Linked DNA regions of Homo sapiens: region 1 is linked to region 2. Evidence: chromatin loops called from intact Hi-C (ENCODE). Cell type or tissue: heart right ventricle. All regions are shown on one strand. Links, peaks and the distances in the headings refer to the core of each region. The heading gives the core; the rest is flanking DNA.

The links. Peaks named below come from ENCODE experiments on the same cell type or tissue, not always from the same donor. Only the 100,000 strongest peaks of a DNase experiment are listed, where the experiment ranks them.
Region 1: it touches region 2 in a loop (2.3-fold over the local background); 41 of 110 quality-filtered maps call a loop at or near these places.

The regions. Positions count from the first base shown.
Region 1 is chr10:132,130,778-132,142,495 of GRCh38, reverse strand. It overlaps JAKMIP3 (Janus kinase and microtubule interacting protein 3), which reads right to left. Exons shown (of 24, transcript NM_001323087.2): 4 at 8,969-9,184; 5 at 7,336-7,455; 6 at 6,420-6,566; 7 at 5,346-5,477; 8 at 5,207-5,242; 9 at 4,318-4,377; 10 at 1,917-2,045; 11 at 448-576. Among named protein-coding and RNA genes, the nearest start is that of JAKMIP3-AS1, 50 kb to the left of the region's middle. RefSeq lists enhancers at 1-848, 4,200-4,721. In heart right ventricle, for the core only: no CTCF peak of the experiment used is centred there; no DNase peak of the experiment used is centred there; H3K27me3 peaks cover 939 bases.
Region 2 is chr10:132,030,716-132,042,433 of GRCh38, reverse strand. It overlaps a transcript of JAKMIP3 not described here. Among named protein-coding and RNA genes, the nearest start is that of JAKMIP3, 29 kb to the left of the region's middle. RefSeq lists an enhancer at 2,511-3,348. In heart right ventricle, for the core only: CTCF peaks have their summits at 5,232 and 5,431; a DNase peak (open chromatin) is centred at 6,059; H3K4me3 peaks cover 1,326 bases; H3K27ac peaks cover 883 bases; H3K27me3 peaks cover 4,255 bases.

The DNA of each region.
Region 1 (11,718 bases), core at 2,547-10,546, 99 kb before region 2:
CGGGGCCGGGGCCGGGGCAGGCACAGCCTGTGTGAGCTCAGCCTTTGAGGATGAATGACCTCCACAAGTTTCAACACCGAGCTCGATGCTGCCACGGGCCATCGCCATGCTGCCAAGAGTGGAAGAGGTGGTCTGGAAGGAGGCCCACCCTGGGCGCTGTGGGCCCCTGCCACCACTACCACCCCGCCTCCCCCAGGACCCTTACTCACACCTGTGCCTGGCACCGCTCTGGGCCAGTCCCTCCCACCTGGGCCAACTCCCAGCACCGGGATCCCCAATCCCTGGTTTTGATCGGCTTCCATGGGCACCACCAGGACTGCAGGCAAGGGCAGGAGAGGAGGGGCCCGGGCCCAGGAGGGCTAGTGAGGGGGGTGTCCCAGCCCAGGCCACGGGGTCAAGCGGGAAGGCACGAGGGGGGCCGGAACGCGCGGTGGAAGTCACGTAGACCTTAACTTCTCGCTCTGCGTCCAGCGTCCCTCCAACCTGCTCCTGCAACAAAGCGTAGGCACGCTGCAGGGCCTGGTACTCCATGGTCAGCTGCCGGAACCTCAGCTCCGTCTCCTCCTTGGCCATGCCCTGGAGAGACACGGATGCCACACACGCACAGAGACACAGTGTCAGTAGCCAGCACCTCCTCCGATGGCGGGGCCCCGGGGCTTCCCTTCTCCCCAGATATCAAATGGTGTATGGGGGGGTCTCTCTAGCAGCATGAGGGAGGGGACCTGCTCCAGTGTGCAGGGAGGGGCGGCTGCCTGGGGACTCAGTGCTGTTTGGAGAAAGGTTTCCCTGGGGAGGGGAGCACCGAGCCCTGGGGTGGGAGCTGAGTCGGCTGCACGGCTGAGGACAGGGTGAGCCTGCTGGGCTGGTGGCCATGGCCAGGGGCTCAGCTGGGGCTCCTGCTTGCTAGCCAGGCTGCCCTGACCCAGCAGACCCTCTGTTACCAACCAGGCCTGCACACGCTCTGCTCTGCTGAAACACGTCCTGGGAAGAAAGCTGGGCTTTGTGAAGGGGGTAAAGTACCCCAGGCAGCACGTCTCCTCCCAGGTGCACTCTTGCAGGCTCACCCTGCTAGCTGCAGTGCCCCCCGTCACCCCAGGGAGAAGACAGGTGAGCCTGCTGCTGCCTTCAAAGGGTCCCGGTGGACCCCCGGGGCTGGAAGGGTTGGCCACGTCTAGGAGTGACTGAGCCCAGAAGCCTTGGCCTGGCCCAGTTCCCCTGCCCAACCCTGCACCTGAGGCTGTGAGAGGATGTCTTAGATCCCTCAACAGGTCTATGGCCATTGGGCCACCCTCCAGGGTCTGCCACGGGAGGCCCAATCCTTGGCTGTGCCATTGACTGCAGACCCCACTCCTTGTCCCACAGCCACAGGGTCTGGGTCCCACAACACCAAGCCCCGACCTGGTGCTGAAATGGCTGCCTGCGCCTGAGGGTAGCCGTCCTTCTGGAAGAAGGGGCTGGTGGGCAGACACACCTGTGCTGTTATCAGAAAGAAAACTCCTGCTCAACACCCCTCACCCTAATGTGCTCTTGGCACTGAGACCAAACTCCCTGATGAGTGGTTCAGACCCTCCTGGGGAGGCCCCTTAGGAAGGGAGAGCTCACCGTACCCCTATGCAGAAGGGGCGTAGGCTCAGTGGCAGAAGGAGGCATGGTTTGGCCTTCATGGGAGCAAGAGCGGGCCTCAGCCCACACCCCAAGCCATGTCATGGGAGCTTCTCACCGTGCCCGAGTCAGCTATCAGCGGGTCAGTGCCAGTGAGGGCCGCGAAGGGCTTCCCCGTGAAAAGCCGGCAGCCCATGCCCAGCCAAGCCCAGGACCCGGCAGGAGACCCTCGTTACCTCCTCCAAGCCCAGGACCCGGCAGGAGACCCTCGTTACCTCCTCCAAGCCCAGGACCCGGCAGGAGACCCTCGTTACCTCCTCCAAGTCATCGTCCGGGGTGCACGGGGTCTGGTCCGTCCTGTCTGTTTGGTAAGAGACGGAGGAGCCGTCGGATTCCAGGGAAGCCTCTTCGTCGTATCCAAAGAAGGTCTCCACAACCACCGGCTTGTGACCAAAATGCGACGTGTCAGTTCAAACCAGACCCAGGCACAGCCGCCTCCTCCCGCCGCCTCCTCCCGCTGCCCAACGGTGGGGGCCGCAGCCCCACCCTGCGACACACTCCCATCTCTGTCCCTGGCACAGGCCGAGGAGGTGGCCTGGGTGTGAGGGGCGCTCTATGGCAAGGCTGGCAGGGCGGGTGGGGAAGGGGCCTGGAGTCCCGTGGGTGAGCGGGTCCTGGCCCTGCCCTTGGTGGTGGGGAATGAGGCCCTTCGTGGGGCACCGTCCCTGCGGTTCCCTGAGGGTGGTACCCGGGTTAACAGAACCGACGATGGGTGCCTTCCCTGTGTGATCTCATTCCCAGTGATGCATTTCTGTTCCATTTTTTAAAGTTTCAGTCCTTGACTGATTGGAATACAAACAAAAACGGGGTCCTCCGCCAGCTGGTGTGAGAGGCCCTGCCTTTGGGGACCCTCCAGGTTCACCCCGACGTCTGCATCTTTAGGGCCCCCTCACCCCTGCCTTCAAGAATCGAAGAGGGACTCATCTGGGTCCCCTTCAGAAGTGTTACAAAATGGAAAGCCCGCCATCTTCTTCAGTCCCTTCTGCCGTGGCCACAGTGGCCTCCAGGTCTCCTCCCAGTTCTTCTGCCAGAACCTTCCAGCAAAACTCCCTCAGGGACCCCAGGGCCACCCGACTTCCCCTACTCCCCGCCAACCACTGGCCCCTGTCCTGTGTGCCTCCCCACACCCTGTGTCCTCCCTTCACAGGGCCAAGGCGTCTGCTGGACACTTCCAAATCCCAGAGGGGTCCCGAGCGGGGAGAGCCTGGACAGCTCCTCCTCTCCACCTTTCAGAGGGCAAGTGTTTGTGACCGAGGAGCATCTCACAGTCTAACAGCGAGAAAACACTGCTGACAGCTTACAAGCCACACACACACTCACACTCACACATACACACTCACATACTCTCACACACACTCACACATACACACATGCAGACACATATACACTCACATGTACACACAAACACACACACACACTCACACATACACACTCACATACTCATACACTCACATACTCACACACGTACAGACGCATATACACTCACATGTACACACATACAAACACACACACATACACATACACACTCACACACATACACAGATGCATATACACTCACATGTACACACATACACACACACACATACACACACAGATGCATATACACTCACATGTACACACATACACACACACACTCATACACACACATACACAGACACATACACACATGTACATACACACTCATACTCACATACACATGCACACACACACAGATGCATACACACACATGTACACACATACACGCACTCACACACACATACACATACACACACACACACACACACTCAACATAAAGCAGGAGATGAGTTAGGTCCTTTGGCAGCTGCTCCAAAGCCTCCCTTAATAAAAATCATAGGTTTATCACAAAGGATTCTACTGTAGAGAAATGATGACAGGTGTTCACATTTCCTGGGGACGTGGGTCTGCCCTGTGGGGCCTGTGGATGAGGCTGCCACAGCCTGCAAGTGTGGCCGAGGACGGTGAACGGCAGGACAGGCGAGCGTGGGGTGTGTGGCACAGCCAGGATGGGTGAGTGTGAGCAGCCTCAGCCGCCCGTCCTCAGAGCCGTGCATCCCACAGGTCGTGGGGACTCGGACCCTACACAGGCAGTGAGGACACCAGAGCCGGCACCTCTTCATTGCTAGTGTTGCTGGTATGGTTGTTACCAATTCCTATCTTCTCTTGGAAATTTGAAAGAAACAAGTTTATTAAAAATGATAAACAGAATATTTTCTTTGGGTCCTATTTTGGTCATTTCACAGTAACAATTTTTAGAAATAATAAAATTGTTTTTTCATCTCCAAAGACTGATTCCTACTAAGCACACGCCAGCACGCTCTCCACACACACCAGCGCTCTCCACACACGCGGGCGCGGTCCTCGGCACACACACCCAGCGCCCTCCACATACACCGGCGCACCCCTCTCCGCACACACCCGGCGTACTCTCCACACACGCGGGCGCGGTCCTCTCCACACGCACCCGGCATACTCTCCACACACGTGGGCGCGGTCCTCGGCACACACACCCAGCGCCCTCCACGTACACCGGCGCACCCCTCTCCGCACACACCAGCGCTCTCCACACACGCGGGCGTGGTCCTCTCCGCACACACCCGGCGTACTCTCCGCACGTGCCGGTGTGCTGTTCCTTACCTTGGGAAGTTTTGCCATTTTCTTTCTTTGCTTCCGGAATCTTAACAGCTTGTCCCGCTCCTGCGGAAGCCAGTTGAAGAGGTTGTGTAAGTGGTAGAGCAGCTCCACCGGTTTCAGTCCACGGTTTACTGCCCGTGTGCCATCATTTGGATGACAGGGAAGACGGTGTCTGGGCTGGCTTGTCCCCACACCACAGCGGGAGGCCCTGGCTCCAGCTCTGCTCCTCGGGGAGCTCCTGTCTCCAGGGTGACACGGACGGCTCCCCAATTAGGTGGGCTCTGAGCTTGTCTTGCTCAATGGTCTACCAGCTCCCCTTCTAAATGCGTCCAGGGGCCACACGGGGCAGGTGACTTGAGGGGCACACAGTTGTGGGAAGCTGGAAGGGGACTCATGGCCAGGGCCCCTCCGGACCCTGCAGGGGTGGCGTCCACATCTGTGTGGGGACTGGCGCCCTTAAAATACTAAGGAGACCAGGGTCCTGCTGCTCTCCGGGGAACCCATGCTGTGGTTTCATGGCCGTGATGGTGAACCTCTTGGGCTGCGGCTGCCTGTCTGTGCTGGCCAGGGAGAAAGGCATGGTGGGGTGAGCAGCCGGAGAAGGGCAGCCGTCTGACCCTGGCCATTAACTGAGAAACATGATCGTCCCAAGCTGGTGCTGTCTCAACTGGGGCATCAGTGGGTGTCCCTGGCTCCTCTCTGACCCACACTGAAGGGCGTCAGCCACCCGTGCACAGCCTTGGCCAGGTGGCACTGCAACAACAAAATCCACCCGAAAGGCTGCCGCGGCCGCTTCTGTCTGGTCTGTGAGGAGCCCTGGGCACAGAATGGGTCCCACGGGCAACTGCGTGGGGAGCGGAGGCGTGGGGAAGCGGGCGCTGACCATACTTACTAACACGCTCTTCACGTAGCCGGCGGTCTCAAGGGTCTAGGAAAGGAAGACAGCATGTTACGGAATTGCTCAGGGTCCCTGTTAGCCAAGCCCCTTGGGAGCCAGAGGACGGGGCCGCAGCAAACAGCCCGCCGGGTACCTTAGACAGTTCATCTATGAGGTTTTGCTGCTCCACAATCTGAAGCTTCAAGAAATCGACTTCTCTCTCATCCTGACTTTGATCAAGGTCATTCAAGGAACTGGGTCTCCGTATGATTCCAGCTCTCTGTCTCTGAAACGCCAAGCAGCCCACATCACAAGTTGGGGAGTGAAGGGGTCTGGCTGAACACAGTGGGTCGGCGGGGGGGTCTTCTCCCTCAACCCGGGCTGCCACTCTCAGCTGCCCGGCTGGCGGCCTCTGCTCAGGCCTCAGAACAGCCCAGCTGCAGAGTCCCTGGGGAAATGAGGCCTATGTGGGCCCAGTCCTGCAGCAAGGGCAGGTGTGTGCAGCCCGGACAGACACACATGGGCCCTGCGGGTCTCCCAGAAAGCATGGCTGGAGGGGATCGCTCACAGCCCTGAAGCTGACACTGGGTCATCTGTGCCCATTTCCCATGTGGCCTCCTCTCCCAAATCCCTCCTGACTCTAATTCAGTGTGAAAAGAAGGGGGCTTCCATAGAGAGGGGTAAGGAGAGCGCCTCTCCCCCACATCCGGCTGAATTACTCATTGAGTAAACTCTGGCTTCATGGCCTTTGGGGTCCTCAGGGCAGGGGAACGTGGTGACACCGGCTGACGGCCCCCCACTCCTGGCTCATGGCCTTGGCGGAGCAGAGACTCCCTGCCCCCGACTCCTGCTTGGCGCTGTGTGCCAGGCCTCCTCTCCTCCCCAACAGCCGGGACTCCGCAGCCTCTTACTACCCTCGCCCGGGATTTTCCGAGTTGGAGGCCACCTGTTCCAGGCCCTTGAGTGAGACGTGGGCAAACAGGCCTGGGGAGGGGACGCCCCACAGCCGCATCCTTTGCAAGGTCAGGGCCTCCTCCAAGGGTCCCCCTCCCCAGGGCTGGGCTTGGCGGTTGCTCCCCTTCAAACATGCGTGAGGCCAGACTCCAGCAGAAGGCCTGGCCACCCGCCCGGGACCGGCTGTCATGCTAAATCTTGCGTGGAGAAGGGAGGAGATGCTGCCTGGAGCTCGGGTGCGACCGTGGCCCCGTGGAGCCCCCCACCCCCTCACCATTTCTATGTTCTCCTGGGTGACAAATTTTAACTTGTTTTCCATTCGGCGTAAAGCATGAGACAAATCCTCGTTCTTCCGACTGAGGCGCTTGTTTTTATCCAGCAGAGGCTTGTACTGACTCTCAGCTTCTCTTACGCGCTTCAACTGAAAGACAACGCACTATGTGATTGTTCTTTAAGTGACGGAGAACCAGCAGGTCTCCACGCAGAGTCGGCTGACTGACCACAGCTTGGGCTGCAACAACGCAGTCCCCAGCCCTCTACTTGGGAAGTCCACGCCTCCAAGTGGTGCCCACTGGCCCAGCGCCCGGGTGAACCCACTTGCCCAGAGCACTGGTGAACCTGCTCGTCCAGTGCCCAGGTGAACCCGCTCGCCCGGTGCCCTAGTGAACCCAAGCTCAGGGCTGGGCTCGGCGTCCCCGGGGGTGAGTCCCGTCCCATTGACAGATGGGGATGAAGATGAAGACCAGCAGTCTGGGGCCAGCGCTTTGTCTTGCCAAGAAGGGCTGTGGTAAAACCACCCAGCCTACTGGACCCTTGCAGACACGTGACAGCTCACGCACCCTCCGGGATATCGAGTTACCTGGAAATCTCAGTGGCTATAAGGACCAATGGCAACAGCCCCACTGAGAGGCCGCGTCTGCACATCCCAGATCACCTGCAGAACAGAGGCGGCTTCTGCCCCCACTAACGCAGAGCAGGGGTTAGTCAACCAGCCCTTGAGGGGCAAATGTGACCCCTACCTGTTTTTGCTAATAAAGTTCAACTGGAACACAGTCAGGAGACTTCGACGCAAGGCCGGTCCTTGCAACCACCACTCCTTTACGCAAGGAATTTTGAAAGTGGATGCCCCCCAGGTCCCCAGCTCCGCAGTCACAAACCCCCAGGAGCCAGAAGCCCCCGCCCGCGCTCACCAGCTCATTCCTCTCTTCCGACAGCAATGCATTGCGGTCCTCCAGTTTGCGGATAATCGCACTTAACTCCGCGATTTTAAGCTGGAAGCGCCGGGCATCTTTTTCATCCAACTGCTGTTCCTAAAACAAAAATCAACTGCAAATAACGGTTCCTACCCACAAGCCTGGGAAGCCTTTGCAAATCCCAGCACGCTACGGGAACAAAAACGCTGCCGTGGGACGCGCGCCTTTACCTCCACGCGGCTGCCGGGAAGGTTCGGAGCCCCCCGGGGAAAGGCACCCAGCCTGGCACTGTGGTTGCCGCAACCGCGTGAGGCAACAGAACCGACGGGCAGAGCGAGACCCTACCTCACACACAACTATTTTAAAATAACATAAAGTAAAATAATGAAAAGGAGCAGACATGTCTAGAAGTATGCAGATGGAGAGGGCGGGGGCGTGCAAATGCAGAAACCGCGAGTGTGGGTGATGCCAGGAGGACGTCTGCCAGCTCCCAGCCCTCTGCCTGGCCCCTGCCGCTGCCCCTTCAGGAGGGTGCGCGCCCCCTGCCCCACGGGGCGGCATTTCTCTGGTACGATGACATGAGCACGGGAAAGACACTTGTGGGAGACTTCCAAAAGAGGTGACCTGCCTCCAATGGGGCTTCTAAAGAGCCGCTTTTGGGACCCCTGGGACTTCACTCAAAAATTGGTGAAAACATTTGAATCCGGTTTCAGATCTCTCTGGAGTGAATGCTGTAGTCTACCACGCACCAGCAGGAGGGGCTGGATCTCATTCAATGAAGCTGTCTGAATGAGATCTTAAAATAATATTTTCTATTCTTGAAATGTCACTGTCCTAGGACCGGCTCAGCTCACACACAGTTTTATCCTCAAAGCGAACAAGCAGCATCCAGGATGGTCCTGGGCCCGACTCGAGTTCCTCATTCAACAGGTGCAGGAGAGGCTCGGGGTCAAAGACCCAGAAGGACCAGCTGGAGGGTCCCTGGACTTCAGATCCCCCAGCGCATCCCAGAACCACGACAGAGGATATGAGTGCGGAGCGGCAGCAAGGAAGCGGGTGGAGCTCAGCCCGGGGTGGTCGGCAGACCCCACACGACAGAGCGGCCCAGGGAGGAGCGCAGAGTGGCATGATCACATGAGAAGCGGGTGGGAGGGTGACTGGTGATGAGAGTGCCGGAAATCACCCTTGAGGGGCCAGCTGGGCACGCGGTGGGCAGGGAGCCGGTGCACCAGCCTTCCCGGGCCAGAGGCAGAGGCCGTGTGCTTGGAGATGGTGGCAGCGCATACCCAGCACAGCCTCCTCCCACCAACCCAGGGCCGGACTCCGGGCCAGCAAGTGCCATGAACTGCAGCAGAAGGGTGATGAGGCCGGGGCCCACGGGAGGGTGACAGGGCCAGAGCTGATGCTATGTAGACAGAAAGGAAGGAGACGAGTCCACCAGCCCTCTGGACCAGAGCCAGAGGAGCTGAGCACCTAGGGCCAGGCTGGGTGGGGAGGTGCCCAGGCAGGAGGGTGCTGCCTCAACTCGGGCTCTGGTCTCCTGGGGGAGTGGCCCATGCAGGGCCATGCAGCCACATGGCCAGGTCTGTCTGTGACACGGGGTGGGCCGGTGGGCCTGGGAGGTGCTTACAGGGCTTCCCGAGTGGTCTGAAGCGTCTCCTGCACCAGCTGCATGAGGAAGTTCCCGTCTGGGGCTGCCCGGGTGCCGGTCGGCCTCTCGGACCTGGGACAGCTGCTCATCTAGAGCCTCTTTTTGGAGCTGCAGTCTCTGAGCATGCCCGGCTTGAACCCCTAACTCTCTCTCCAGCACGAAGACTGCTCTGTCTTTAAATTTTATCTCCTCCATCTACAAGGAGAACAGAACACAATCACACAGGCGGCAGGACACGGATCTGCAGTTACCATAGAAACGGGCGCAGCCCTGCCAGGCTCTGGGCTCTGAGACCGGAAGCAAAAGCGAAGCATCCTGGACTAAGAGCAGGAGCCCGTGGCCCTGGGCTGAGGCACGACACCCGGGCTCCCAGCAGGCCCTGGCTCAGCCGGCTACGCAGAGCTGCTGCCAGCGGGAGACTCCTTCCTGACGGTCCCCGGGCTCTGTGTGCTCAGCAAGGCACCCCATTCCGTGCTGTCCTGCCGGGGCCCTGGGTGCACACAGGGGTGGTACTTTCTAGCAGGGTCAGCAGAAACCACCTCCAGCTCCTGACTCTGCTGTAGGTTGGACAGAGAGGAGGACACCCAAGTTACCCACACTCTGCCAATAGGAAGGTGCCACGGCCAAGTTTCTTCCCTAAACAGGCAGGGGAGACCATGGGGAACAGAAATTCTGGCCTGAAAGCCAGTGCTACCCCTTCCCCAGCCCAGGCCCACTCCCCAGGGGAGGGCTGTGCAACGTAGGGGCACCACTGTGGTCCTTGGACACCGCCCCTCCATGCTTCTGGGCATGGCTACAAAGCTGGGGCCCCGCACAGCTGTCTTCAGGCAGAGCCACACTGCTCATTAATCTGGCTGCGAGCCAAGGCTTTTGGGGTGAGACGGCAGCCCAGGGGTGTGCAGGATGTCTGCCCCACCAGTGGCTGTGAGAGGTCGGCGGCCCTCCCCACCCTCCCTACAACGTGGCGCTTTGTGCTCAACCTATGAAGGGAAGAAGTCCTTCCTTCCGGGGATATGGCAGCCGCTGCCTGCAAGTACCCCGCCCCGCTTCCGGGCAGGAATGTGCCAGCCAGAACGCGGGCACAGCAGACCCGACAGCCCCCGCTCTTCAGACAGACACGCTCGGCACTTTGGGCATCATTTTCCACGGCACTAGATTTATGAAAAGACAAGGTCTTTGGGGATGAACAACTCAGTTTGAAATATATTTTCAAACAACAGAGCAGAATGGGATATCTTGCTGCTTTACCCATTGTTTGAGGTTTAAACAAGCTAATAAATCTGCTATTGCTGAAATTAGCTTGGAAACAAAGAAATGAGATGTCTAATTAGCCTGGATGGAGCAAGTGATGAGCTGAACAGAAGAAAATAAATCCTTAATTGCTAAATCCCCATTTTCTCTGCACACAGCAATGCTGAAAGAGGCAACACAGTCAGTTAGCAGGAATGGGGCCGGTGAAATAAGAGCGTGTCCATCAGCAGCTGTGCCTGCGGCCTGGCATTTACACTCTCAGACTCAAACAAGATTTTCTTTTATCAGGAGCCCCCACCTTGCTCACGGTGGGCTGTTTCCAGCAGCAGGCAGGGCAGGATTCGGGGGCTTCCCATGCCTGTGCAGGCGCCGCACCCCACCCTGCACTTCTTCCCATGGGGCTGTGGGTGGGGGGCGGCACACCTGTCTCCTGTCCCACCTGCACCCACACAGACACCCGGGGGAAGAGCCCTCCCAGCGGGTTCCGGACTGAGAGGGCTCCCAGGACACGGGACGTTCAAAGCTGAAACAGGCGTCCTGGTGCACCAGGCTGCAAGCATCACCCCACTGCCAGCATCTTCCACTGGGACGAATGCTATGGCTTCCAAACGGCCGCCCTGTGTCCTCTCCTGTGCCTACCCAAGCTGCTCCACTCACAACCCTAGAGTCAGCTCCACAAACAAGAGTCAGAGGCTGTCATAAAACATCCTACCCCGGCACTAAGAACAGGATCCACAACACTTGCTGGAGCCCCCGGGTGCCCCAGAGCTCCCATCTCCCCGGGCCCGACACCCTCACCCCTTAGGTACCCTGTCTCTCAGGCCCCCATACCCTCACCCCATAAGCTCCCATCTCCCCTGGGCCTCACACCTGCACCCCAGAGCTCCCATCTCCCACACCCTCACTCGTTAAGTCCTGTGTCTCTCAAGCCCCCACACACTCACCCCATAAGCTCCTATCTCCCCAGCCCCCCACACCCTTACCTCATAAGCTCCCATCTCCCTGCCCCCCGACTCTTCCCCATACTCTTCATCCCCTGAACTCCCGTCTCCCCACAACGCCCCCATACTCCCTCACCCCATGAGCTCCCTCTGTTGCCTTCCCCACCCACCAGGACCTCCTCACTCCCAGCTGCAGAGGATGCCTGGAAACTGGAGAGAAGCCCCTTGAGACGGTACTCTCCAGGACAGGGGGTGTGCAGGCCGACGCTGAGGCTGGAGGAGAGAAGATGCCCCTCCACTCTGCCCGCCCCCGACTTGCCTGCCCCCAAGCATGCCCCGCACAGTGTCTCTCTGCATGGGGCCCCGACATGCAGCATCACAGCCACCTGTGACGGCTGTCCATAGGCAGAACCCTGAGCCCCCCAAGATGAGCATGTAGAACCTCTAGGGTGGAGCCTGGGAAGCTGCATTTCATAAGCCTCCCTGCTGTGAAGCCCACGGACATGATCTCACCACTGCCCCACAGTGCTGAGGCCC
Region 2 (11,718 bases), core at 1,086-9,085:
GAGTTCGAGACCAGCATGGACAAGAGAGAGACCCGTCTCTACAAAAATACAAAAATTAGCCAGGCGTGGTGGTGCAAACCTGTAGTCCCAGCTAATCAGGAGGTTGAAGTGTGAGGATCACTTGAGCCCAGTAGGTGGAGGCTGCAGTGAGCCATGATCATGCCACTGCACTCCAGCCTGGGTGACAGAGACCCTGTGAAAGGAGGAGGAGGAAAGAAGGAAGGAAGGAAGGAAGGAAGGAAGGAAGGAGCGAGCGAGCAAGTGAACTAGCGGGGCACGGTGGCTCACACCTAAAATCCCAGCACTTTGGGAAGCTGAGGCTGGCAGATCACTTGAGGTCAGGATTCAAGACTAGCCTGGCCAATGTGGTGAAACCCCCACTCTATTAAAAATACAAAAATTAGCCAGGTGTGGTGGCACATGCCTGTAATCCCAGCTATTCGGGAGGCTGAGGCACAAGAATCACCTGAACCTGGGAGGTGGAGGGTGCAGTGACCCGAGATGGCACCACTGTACTCCAGCCTGGGCAACAAGAGCAAAACTTTTTCTCAAAGAAAAAAAAAAGAAAAGAAAGAAAAAAGAAAGAAAAGAAAGGATAGAAAGAAAAGAAACACAAGCAGCCATGGAAGAGGCCTGAGGTGGGATCCCAGGCAGAGCAGGTGTCTGCTGGCACAGGCTGGCCACGCGACAGTTCAGGCCAGCTATAACGGACGATGAAATTCTCTTAGCAGCTCACATGCCCACCCAGCCTGGGCCACGGGGCCAGCGTGCTATGTTTCCAGCTTTCCTGACCGTGGTGCTCAATGATGCCACCAGCCGCAGGAAAGGAGTGGGGGTGTCGGCCTTGCTGGCCCAGCCCCAGCCAAGTCTCCCATACTCCCAACACCAGAAGATGCACCTCCTAGGGCGTGGGGACACGCGGCAGAGGGGCCACACTGGCTCCTGGTGTTTACCGCTGTGCCCGTCCGGGGCAGCAGCTCCCAGAACACAGCCCATGCTGCCGGGATCCTGCATACAGCCGCCCTCATCCTCTCACCTCCTCTCAGGGTTCCCCACCCTGGCTGTTCCCACTGGCACCTACCACCCACTCCAGCCCACCCGGACCCAGCCAGCTCTCCACTCCCTGAAACATATGCACTCCAGTTTGTCTGATCCACAGGAAAGCCTTAAAATAAACAGGTGATGAATGTTTATAGAAAATGTGGTGTCAATTAGCTGGACATGGTGGCACACACTTGTAGTCCCAGCTACTTGGGAGGCTGAGGCATGAGAGTCGCTTGACCCCAGGAGGCAGAGGTTGCAGTGAGCTGAGATCACACCACTGTACTCCATCCAGCCTGGGTGGCAGCAAGACTCCATCTCAAAAAGAAAGAAAATGTGGTGTGCACATCTGACGAATGCCGCTCAGCCGCGAGACACAGGTGCTTCTGCCATTTGCAGCCTGGATGGACCTTGAGGACACCATGCTAAGTGAAATAAGCCAGGCACAGAAAATCGAGTACTGCATGATTCCAGTTCTATGAGGTGTTGAAAATAGTCAAATCACAACAATAAAGACTGGAAGGGAGGCTTCCAGGGCTAGGAAGTGGGAGCTCTCAACAGAGAAAAGTTTCTGTTAATGTTAAGTGAGAGGAATAACCTCCAGAAATCTGCTATTCTGCGCTGAACCTGCACCAACCACCAAGGGTCATTGACACTTTAAGTGTCGTACACTTAAAATTTAAGAGGATTTATTTCATGTTAAGTGTTCTTATCTACCACGATAAAAAAAAAATGAAAATGAAAAAAAAAAAAAGCTCATCGGGAGTGGTTCACAATTGTAAAGGATTAAAATCAACCCAAAATACTTTATAAGGAACTGATTAAAGAAACAATTGAATAGTAAAAAAATGCTCATGAATATGACATTTTTAAAAAGCAGGATATAAAATGATTATAGCATGATCCAAACTCTGTGTGTGGCTGGGGGAGTCTGCAAACCCATCAGCGGTCAGGAGGTCAGCAGGCAGCCAGCAGATGTATAGATACGGAGCGAGGGGAGGGCCCTGTCTCGGTCAGCTCATCCCCATCACAATATGCCACAGACCAGGCAGCCTAAACAAGACATTTCTCGCAGTTCTGGAGCTGGAAGTCTGAGGCCAAGGAGCCGGCCGGTTTGGTTCCTGGTGAGGGTCCTTCCTGGCTTACAGAGCTGCCTCTGTGCCCTGTGGAGAGAGCCCGATCCCATGTCCCTTCTTGTAAGGGCACCCATCCCATCCTGGGGGCCCACCCTATAACCTCATCTCACCCCGTCAGCTCCCAAAGGGCCCACCCCCCCAATACCATTACATTGGGGGTCAGAGCGCAACCTGTGAACTTGGGGGACACAATTTGGTCCACAGCAGCACCTAATGACTTACAGCAGTCACCTGGGCACGTGTTAGTTATGAGTACTGATTGTCTTCATCCCAGCCTTCTGAAATTTTAGAATTTTTATAAACAAAACAAAGAAGCACGAGCTTGTGAAGGAACCCAAGTGCTTAGTGTCATGGCAAAGACTTGGGGAGCAGTGAGACCTCCACACACAGCGTGACTTGCAGAGGCGCCCCAGCACGTGAGGCGTGGAGGTGGGGGCAACCCAGAGAGGCTGTAAGAGCCAAGTCAATACAGCGGCTGGAGGCCGAGAGAGGAGGCCAGAAATGAAGCTTCCCCCATCTTCAAGACCTTTGCTGGATGCCGCTGTAGGGAATCGGGGGCCAGCCAGATTTTCAGACCTCACTGGTCTGACAGCCCAGCGCTATGGAGGGAGTGGGGGTCGCCTCTCTGGAGTGCACAGATGTGCTGCTGTACTAAGAGACCTCTGCCAGGGAAGCCAGTGAGCCACAGGCAGGTGACATGCAGCAGGAAGTCCTGGCACGTGTAGAGGGCCAGGCCTCTCAGCCTTGCAGGGACCACGCTGTCCAGGGGCCATGGGAGAAAGGGTCTAGCCCTTGGCCTTACTGGGAAACGGTGGGTGGCCTGACTGAGACTGTTCTGCTTGGGGGTTGCAGGTATGGGGGGATGTCAAAACCGGAGGGGGCAAGGCAGGGCAGACGGGGGCCTGGTGTGGGATCCGGGCCCAAGCTGAGGTGACTAAGTTCCTGAATCACAGCTAAGAGACATAGGTCCTGGCTGGGCACGGTGGCTCATGCCCATAATCCCAGCAGTCTGGGAGACCAAGGCAGGAGGATCACTTGAGATCAGGAGTTCAAGACCAGCTTGGGCAATATACCAAGATCTTGTCTCTATTAAAAAAATGTTTAAATATTTTTAAAAATGAGACAGAGGTTCGAATGCTGAGTTTGCAACTCCACACTCCTTAGTTCTGGTGATTTTAGGCGATGTCTGTACCTCCTCCCTTGCTGAACTGCATGCTCCTTGATGTGGCCTGAGCCTGGTTCCCCGTGTGGCCTCACGAGCGGCTCCGCTGGGTGAAGGGTGTGGCCTCCACCTGCCTCTGCAGCTCTTCCCAGCCCATCCCGGGCTTCTCCTGAGCCCCTGCAGCCCAGCTCTTGTACCCTAACAGGGGGACACCCACACCCCGTAACACAGGTAAAGAAATGGAACAGAGCCTGCCATACATGCAGCAAGTATGTTTATGATGGTTTTTTTTTTTTTTTTTTTTGAGACAGTCTCATTCTGTTGCCCAGGCTGGAGTGCAGTGGCGCGATCTCAGCTCATTGCAACCTCTTGCCTCCTGGGTTCAAGCAATTCTCCTGCCTCACCATCCCGAGGAGCTGGGATTACAGGCACACCATGCCCAGCTAATTATTGTATTCTTCATAGAGACAGGGATTCACTATGTTGGCCAAGCTGGTCTAGAACTCCTGAACTCAGGTGATCCACCCACCTGGGCCTCCCAAAGTGCTGGGATTCCAGGCATGAGCCACCACACCTGGCCATGGTTGACTATTTTGATCATCGCTATTTCTTTTGTGTCGTCTTTTTTTAAAAATTAGCTTATTGTTATGCCATTTTCCACAAACTCCTAGATCTTGCAAAAGTGTCATGCATGCACACTTGTGGGACCAAACCCCAGAGCCTGGAACCTGCTGACTATGAGCTGACTGCCGTGGGGGTTGTGCCCTGTGCGTGGGCTCCCTCGGGGCACCTGGAGTGTGAGAAACGCTGACTGCAGGGCATGCTGAACTGAACCCACCTGAACGGAACCCACCACCAGTCCTCTTCATCTTTCCCTTTCAAAATCTGGATTTCAGTGGCTATCATTGGAAATTGACAATAAAAGCCAGAATCATGTCTGGGCAGCTATTTTCAATATAAATAATGTCCTAAAACAGGAAGCTTGTCCATGGACAGATCAATTTGCTTGAAAAATCCTACTTAAAACAAACTATATCCTCAATGAACTCCAAACTATAACTTGTTGTTACATAAGTTGCTTCTTGCCAGGCATATTACTTTGTAGTAGAAAGCTGACCAGGCCAGACAAGGAGTGACATTCCCGGCTTCTTCCAGATTTGTGGCAAAGGCTGCAACCGACTCGGGGCCAATTGGTACTGCTGTTCTCTACAGCCCCAGAGCAGCCCTGGGCCAGGCCCCCGGGGCAGGGGTAGGGGGAAGCCTGCGCTGCGGCCCAGGCAACTGAAGCCCAAACCAGATATGCGCTTGGCCAGGCTCTTCCTCCTGAAAGGGCTGCAGGGTGCCTGCCCGCCTTCCGCTGAGCCTCCTGGAGACACTCCGCCCTCCCCACTCCAGTTTACTAAGGGGTCAGCAGAGCAGCCCGACTTGCCCTTTACTTGAGGGAGGGAATCCTGCCCCAGCTGCCAAAGCCAGCACTGATTCACCACCAAATCCAGCAGGGGTCTTTTGACCCCTGCGTTTAATCCTCAGCCCCTGCAGACACACGGCCTGGCACTTTCTCCTCCTGCCACCCACCCGCAGGTGGAGGGAGGCTTCCCCAACACCTAAGAGCTCCCTGGCTCCCTCCATGACAACGGATTTCCTAGGTTCTGCAAGCGAATCCCAGGTCTGCGCGTCACCACCCCATTTCTTACATTTGCAGACAGCTTGCCTAGGAGAGCCTCCTGTGCATTCCAGCACCTCACCAAGAAAACAGCCAGCCAGACCTCAGACGGGGGCAGGAGGGAGCCGCTCCAACTCCCAGCGGCTTTCCACGAGAGGCAAGGTCGCGGGTACACGCAGAGAATATTTTCTAGGAAAACTGTCCAGGCCGGCGCCTCCTCCCGACCTCCACCAAAGCCTTTATTCTCTGGCTTCCCGTATCGTCAGCATCCCACGGCCACGCTGGCCATCCCTGAAATGGGGGCTGTGAAATTTAAAAACCAGACACCAACATAAAAATAATCGCACGGCGCCCCTTTCCGCGGGAGGCACAGTCGGAGACACGGAGATGCGGGTCCCCAGCCCTGGCCCAGCACCTGCGCGGGCCCCACCCAGCGGCCGCGTCACGCCAGCGCCGAGGCCTGTGCAGGGCAGGGGGTGCCGTGGAGAGGACCCGCCCACGGGGGGACCGCCGGGAGAGGCAAGGAGGACCCCGCCCCAGACAGGGGCGTCTCTGCCGCGGGACCCCCTCCCTCGGGACGTCGCCCCCCGCCCGCCCCACGGCCGCCAGGGCGCCCGCGTCCCGGACGCACCGTGCCAGACGCAGCGCAGAGGCCCGGCCCCCGGTCGCGGCCCCACCCCGGCCGCTGCTCACCGAGGCTCCCCGCGAGCGACTCTGGGCGGCGTCCGACGGACCGGATCGGCCATGGCAGAGGCGGCGGGCGGGGGCGCGCGTCACCGTCACCGCGGGCAGGAGCCCCGAACCCGGCCCGCCCCGCCGCCCCCACTCCCGGGCGGTCCCCGCGGCCGCGCTCCTTGCTCGGCGACGGCCCCCGCCGCGATCCTCCCCCACGCAGTCCCGGTCTCCGCGGAGCCGCTGTGCAAGCTCCTAAAACAGGGCTCGGCGTGGCTGAAAATAGCCCGGGGGCCGCGGGGCGCGCGTAGGGAGCCGGGCACCGGGCGCCGCCGGCTTAGAGGGACTCACCCGCCGCTCAGGCCGATCCCAGCGCCATGCGCAGCACGGGGGAGCTGCACGCGTGCGGCCTCACCCTTAACTCTTGGCGTCCCATCCCCGAACGCTGCCTCCCCTGGCCTGTTGCGAGAGAAATGCTTTTTGGAGTCTGGCATTGAGCAGATGAAGCAGCTGCTGCGGATTGAGAGCCACAGTCTCAGCGCTGCGCCGGGGCCTGGGATCGCAGCTCACCACGGCCGCGTGCTCCGGGCTGGGACTTCAGGGTAAAGCGGGAGGAAGGTCCGCACCCACTTGTTGGTGTTCAGCCCACGTATAATCTCCATCCACGCCACCACGGCCACACGGATGCGCGCTTTGTGAAAGGCTGGGATAGAGCAGCAGAGCTGGCGACCTCTGCAGAGCTGGGAATCCCCTGAACCACGCCCCCCACCCCCACCCCCACCCCCACCGAGCTTGCAGGTGCAGGAGGAGTCCTGGGGAGCACGCACGTGGAGCACAAAAGCCCCCTCACCTCCAGACCCCTCCACACGGTCTGTCGGTCCACATACCTCCTCAACTCCAATCCTCCAAACCTGTGCCTTCTAAGCCCCTGATCATCAACTGTCCCTCCAGGTAAAGGAGAGGATAATCAGGTGTGAGGCTTGAAGTTTGGCCAGCTGCATGGAATTCCTTTCCACCACGTCCATCAGGGCCAGCTGGAGTAGGGCTGTGATGCTGAGCCCGGGCCCGCCGCACCAGCCTAGTATGCAGAACCATCTGTACACCAGGCTCCATTTTTCATTCCTCAGCTTGTTTTAGGGAACTCCCCATAAAACCAAAAATGCAGGTGGAGGAGCAAGGATTGCAGAGGGAGTGGGTGCCTTTGGAGGGCGAGCCTCCTGCTCATGTGGTGTCTCAGGGTGTCTCGGATATGCTTGAGGACAACCTCGTGTCAGTCTGTTCGGGCTGTCATAATGGAAGTGTATTTCTCACGGCTCTAGAGGCTAGAAGTCCAAGATCAAGGTGCTGATGGGGTTGGTTTCTGCCGAGGACTCTCTCCTTGCCTCACAGAGAGCCGCCTTCTCTGCAGGTCCTCAGGTGGTCTCTCCTGTGTGTGCTCATGTCTGGTGTCACACCTTTTCTTATGGACACCAGTCCCATTGGGTCAGGACCCACCCTGATGACCTCACTTAACCTTGATGGTTACCTCACTTCCTTAAAGGTCCTGTCTGCAAACGGGGTCTAGGCCTTCAAAATATGAATTTTGGGGGAACACTATTCAGTCCATAACAAACCTCACATGTACTGCCTCCATGTTTATGATAGTTTTGTTGGACAGGCCCATCTCTATGGCTTGGTGGATCAGACAACACCAGGTACTGATTGACAGCTTATGTTGCATGATCTTTTAGTGAATTGCAGTGAAATGTGCTGTCTACTCAACCCATGAGCAAGCCAGCAGCTGTTTCTCAAAAGGGAATGGTGACCTGTTGATGAGGCGATCACTCAACAATACTCATCAATAACCATGATTGTGGTTGTTCTGTCAAGGTTTGCCACAGGCTCCACACAACATTCTTTTAAGAGATGAGGTCTTACTATATTGCCCAGGCTGGTCTTGAACTCCCTGCACTCAAGTGATCGACGTGCCGCAGCCTCCCGAAGTGCTGGGACTACAGGTGTGAGCCCCATGTGCCTGGCCCTCCATATGACATTCTCACACTCCTCAGACACTCAGATTGCCATGGGTTCACCACGTCATAGGGCCAAGTGGAAGAAAGGCTTGTCTGGCAGCCTAGTCAGCAGGCCAGCATTTCTCTTGCTCTGAACCTCACTCAAAGTTCCTTGTTAAATAGGAAAGCACACCCAAATTTTGTATATATGGCCTCTGTGTTAGTCCGTTCCCACACTGCAATAAAGAAATACCCAAGACTGGGTAATTTATAAAGAAAGGAGGTTCAACGATTCACAGTTCCACATGGCTGGGGAGGCCTCAGGAAACTTACCATCACAGTGGAAGGGGAAGCAGGTGCGTCTCACACGGTGGCAGGTAAGAGAGAGATGAGAGAACGAAGCGGGAAGAGCCCCTTATAAAACCAGCAAATCTCGTGAGAACTCACTCAGTATCACAAGAACAGCATGGGGGAAAGTGCCCCCGTGATCCAATCACCTCCCACCAGGTCCTTCCCTCAACACCTGGGGATTACAATGCAAGGTGAGATTTGGGTGGGGACACAAAGCCTAACCACATCAGCCTCCAATATTCAAAGAGGTTTTAATAGTGACACGTACAGCTTATGGCAGACTGCCTCTCCCTCACTTTGGAGGACTTTCTGACATGTTCCCATCCTCTGAACCCCAGAAACGATGCTGAGGGGGCACTCGAACTTTCATGGCTATCTTCTCCCCTCACCTGGCACCCGTGTGCCTTTAGCCAGGTGTCCAGGGTACTTGCTACTTCCTGTTCATCAGGTCCTGTGGCTGTGATGCTTGCAACACAGCTGATCAGCATCATTTGGTGGGGATGACAAAGGCCGCCCTGGACTAAAATGTGGCACAGAACAGACTTGGTTACTGTTGAATCAAGACTGTGAAGGTGTACTGATGTCCCTACAGTGTGAAAGTGAACTCTTCCTGGTATTCTGTGATTGCTGGTACAGAGAAAATAAAATGCATTTGCCAGTTCTATAGTCACATGCTAGATGCCGGGAAGTGAACTGATTTGCTCCATTGTTTCAATCAACATGCCCCATCCGCAGTAGCCATTCAATTGAGATCACGACTTGACAAAGCTTAGGATAACTCACAGTCCTGCCCCATCATCCATCTGTTTCCACGCAGGCCAGAAAGTGAATTAAAGAAATCACCACCCCCAAATGTTTCGAGATTTTGATGTGGCACTAATCTACGTGATTCTCCCCAGGTAGGCAACAGTGCTTTGAGGTTACTGTTGTGGTGTCGGGCAGGGGTCCCACAGGATCCCAGGAACTTTCCACCTTACGGCCATCTTTCCAGAATCAGGGAGCAGATCTGGGAATCCCATCCATCACTGAATATTTCTGTCTATTCTGACTCTATTCTGAAAAGCAAAGGAACAACCACAGACTAGAGTCACGGACTGGGCCCCCTGGGAGTTGGACTCACAGCAAAACTTGTGTTCATTCTGCTCGTTATAGACCCTCACTCTTGGCGGGCATGGTGGCTCACACCTGTAATCCCAGCACTATGGAGGCAGAGGTGGGCAGATCGCCTGAGGTCAGGAGTTTGAGACCAGCCTGGGTAACATGACAAAACCCCGTCTCTACTAAAAATACAAAACTTAGCCAGGCGTGGTGGCACGTGCCTGTAGTCCCAGCTACTCGGGAGACTGAGGCAGTAGAATCACTTGGGAGGCGGAGGTTGCAGTGAGCTGAGATCGCGCCACTACACTCTAGCCTGGGCAACAGAGCAAGACTCTGTCTCAAATAAATAAATAAGTAAATAAACCCTCACTCTGCCCAACAGGTCACTGGGTTCTGTCTCCTGGTGATCCATGTTGGTTCTGAGTTAGTGTCCAGTCATCTCCCACAGCTCTGAATACGCCCCTTTACCCGGCGCCTGGTCTAGGGAACCTGGCTGCAGTTTCTTTAGGAAAAGCTGGAGGAACTTTCTAAAAACATGTTTCTGGTGCTAGCATAGGATCCTTCCCCAGGGACATCAAACGTTTCCCTTACTGAAGGGACTGTGGGTCTGTGAACGGATTCAGGTCCTGGCGTGGACTGAGGAACTGGAACTTCTACACAGTGACTGAAGGCTCTGGCTCTGTTTGCTTAACTTAGAGTTTGTTATTTCAATCAAATGTGTCAAATAGGCCAGGCACGGTGGCTCACGCCTGTAATCCCAGCACTTTGGGAGGCTGAGGCGGGTGGATCACCTGAGGTCAGGAGTTCGAGACCAGCCTGGCCAACACGGTGAAACCCTATCTCTACTAAAAATACAAAAATTAGCAGGGCATGGTGGCACATGCCTGTAATCCCAGCTGCTTGGGAGGCTGAGGAAGGAGAATCACTTGAACCCGGGAGGAGGAGGTTGCAGTGAGTGGAGATCGTGCCATTGCCCTCCAGCCTGTGTGATGGGAGCGAGACTCCATCTCAAAACAAACAAACAAAAAAAAAGTGGTAAATAGACCCTTAGTGGGCTTCCCATCTATTTCACTCTTGGCAACTGCGTGGCAATTTACTACCACAAAACACTCCTGTGGCTCAAGCCGTTCTGATCACCACCCAATTCTTCTGACAATTAAGGTAACTTCACCTGTGTTGCTTTGGCAGTTAAGAGCTGTTACCCGACCTCTACCTCCACAGGGTCCAACTCTCCACTGAAATCAGGAAGCCCATTTGCAGCAATCCCTCTACCTTGGCCTCCAGAGACAGCCACTGAGGTGCCATCCAGGGATTCAGGCACCTGCCTCACTGATGGGTGTCTTATTGTCCTGGGGAGGGGAGTGCCTCTGTGCCCTCCAGGGGGAAATGGGGGTGGCAAGAAATGAATCCACCCCCTCAGCCAGGCACAGTAGTGGTACACACCCATAATCCCAACACTTTGGGAGGCTGAGGCAGGAGGACTGCTTGAGCCCAGGAGGTCAAGGCTACAGTGAGCTATGATCATTCCACTGCACTCCAGCCTGGGTGTCAGAGCAAATCCCCATCACTATTAAAAAAAGAAGAAAAATTCGGCCAGGCACGGTGGCTCACGCCTGTAATCCCAGCACTTTGGGAGGCTGAGGCAGGCGGATCACCTGAGGTCAGGAGTTCAAGACCAGCCTGGCCAACATGGCAAAACCTTTTCTCTACTAAAAATACAAAAAGCAGCTGGGCATGGTGGTGGGCGCCTGTAATCCCAGCTACTAGGGAGGGTGCAGCAGGGGAATTGCTTGAACCCAGGAGGCAGAGGTTGCAGTGAGCCGAGATCGTACCACTTCATTCCAGCCTGGGTGGCAGAGCGAAACTCCATCTCAAAAAAAAAAAAAAAAATCCACTTCAATGCACCTGTGTCCCTGAGCATTCAGAGGCTTTCGTGTACATAAAGGAATTGCTTGCCTCTCAAATGCTTTCCACTTAAGTTACCACTGAGCTCAGATCTCACTGAAACAAATGCCCATTTGGAACTGCTCCCATTGTTGGAGTTTGTACGTTGAGCGCAGAATCTCTGCTTACTCACAAGTGAGCAAACCCGCGTCGAGAAAAATGTGCGCCCAATAGCAGCACAAGAAAGAGGAAACGGCACTGAGTGAGAGTCAGCTGAGAAACAGGAGAAGTAGGATACGTAAGTGGCCTCAAAGCACCTCTTCCCAAGGTGCTTATTGACAGCAAATGGGGATATGGTATATTCACAGAGGGGAAACCTGGCAGGCACCCGTTTAACCGAGAAATTAACATTAACAACATCTGTAAGAGGGCAAATAACTATGAGCCTCAAAAGATAACTGAGACACAATTTCATTTCTGAGGTATTTCTGCCCAAATTCATACCATGAGCAAACATCTGAAGTTGAGGGACATTGCTGCAAAATAACTGTAGCCCAGCGCTCAGAAAAATATCAAGATGCTGAAAAGCAGGCTGAGGGGCTGCTCTGAATTCAAGGAAAGCAAAGAGACGCCACAAAAGGCCAACTCGCCATCCAGGAGTTTGTTTTCCTATAAAAACATTAGTAGAATGTGGAACAATCTGTTTGGTTTTTTTTTTTT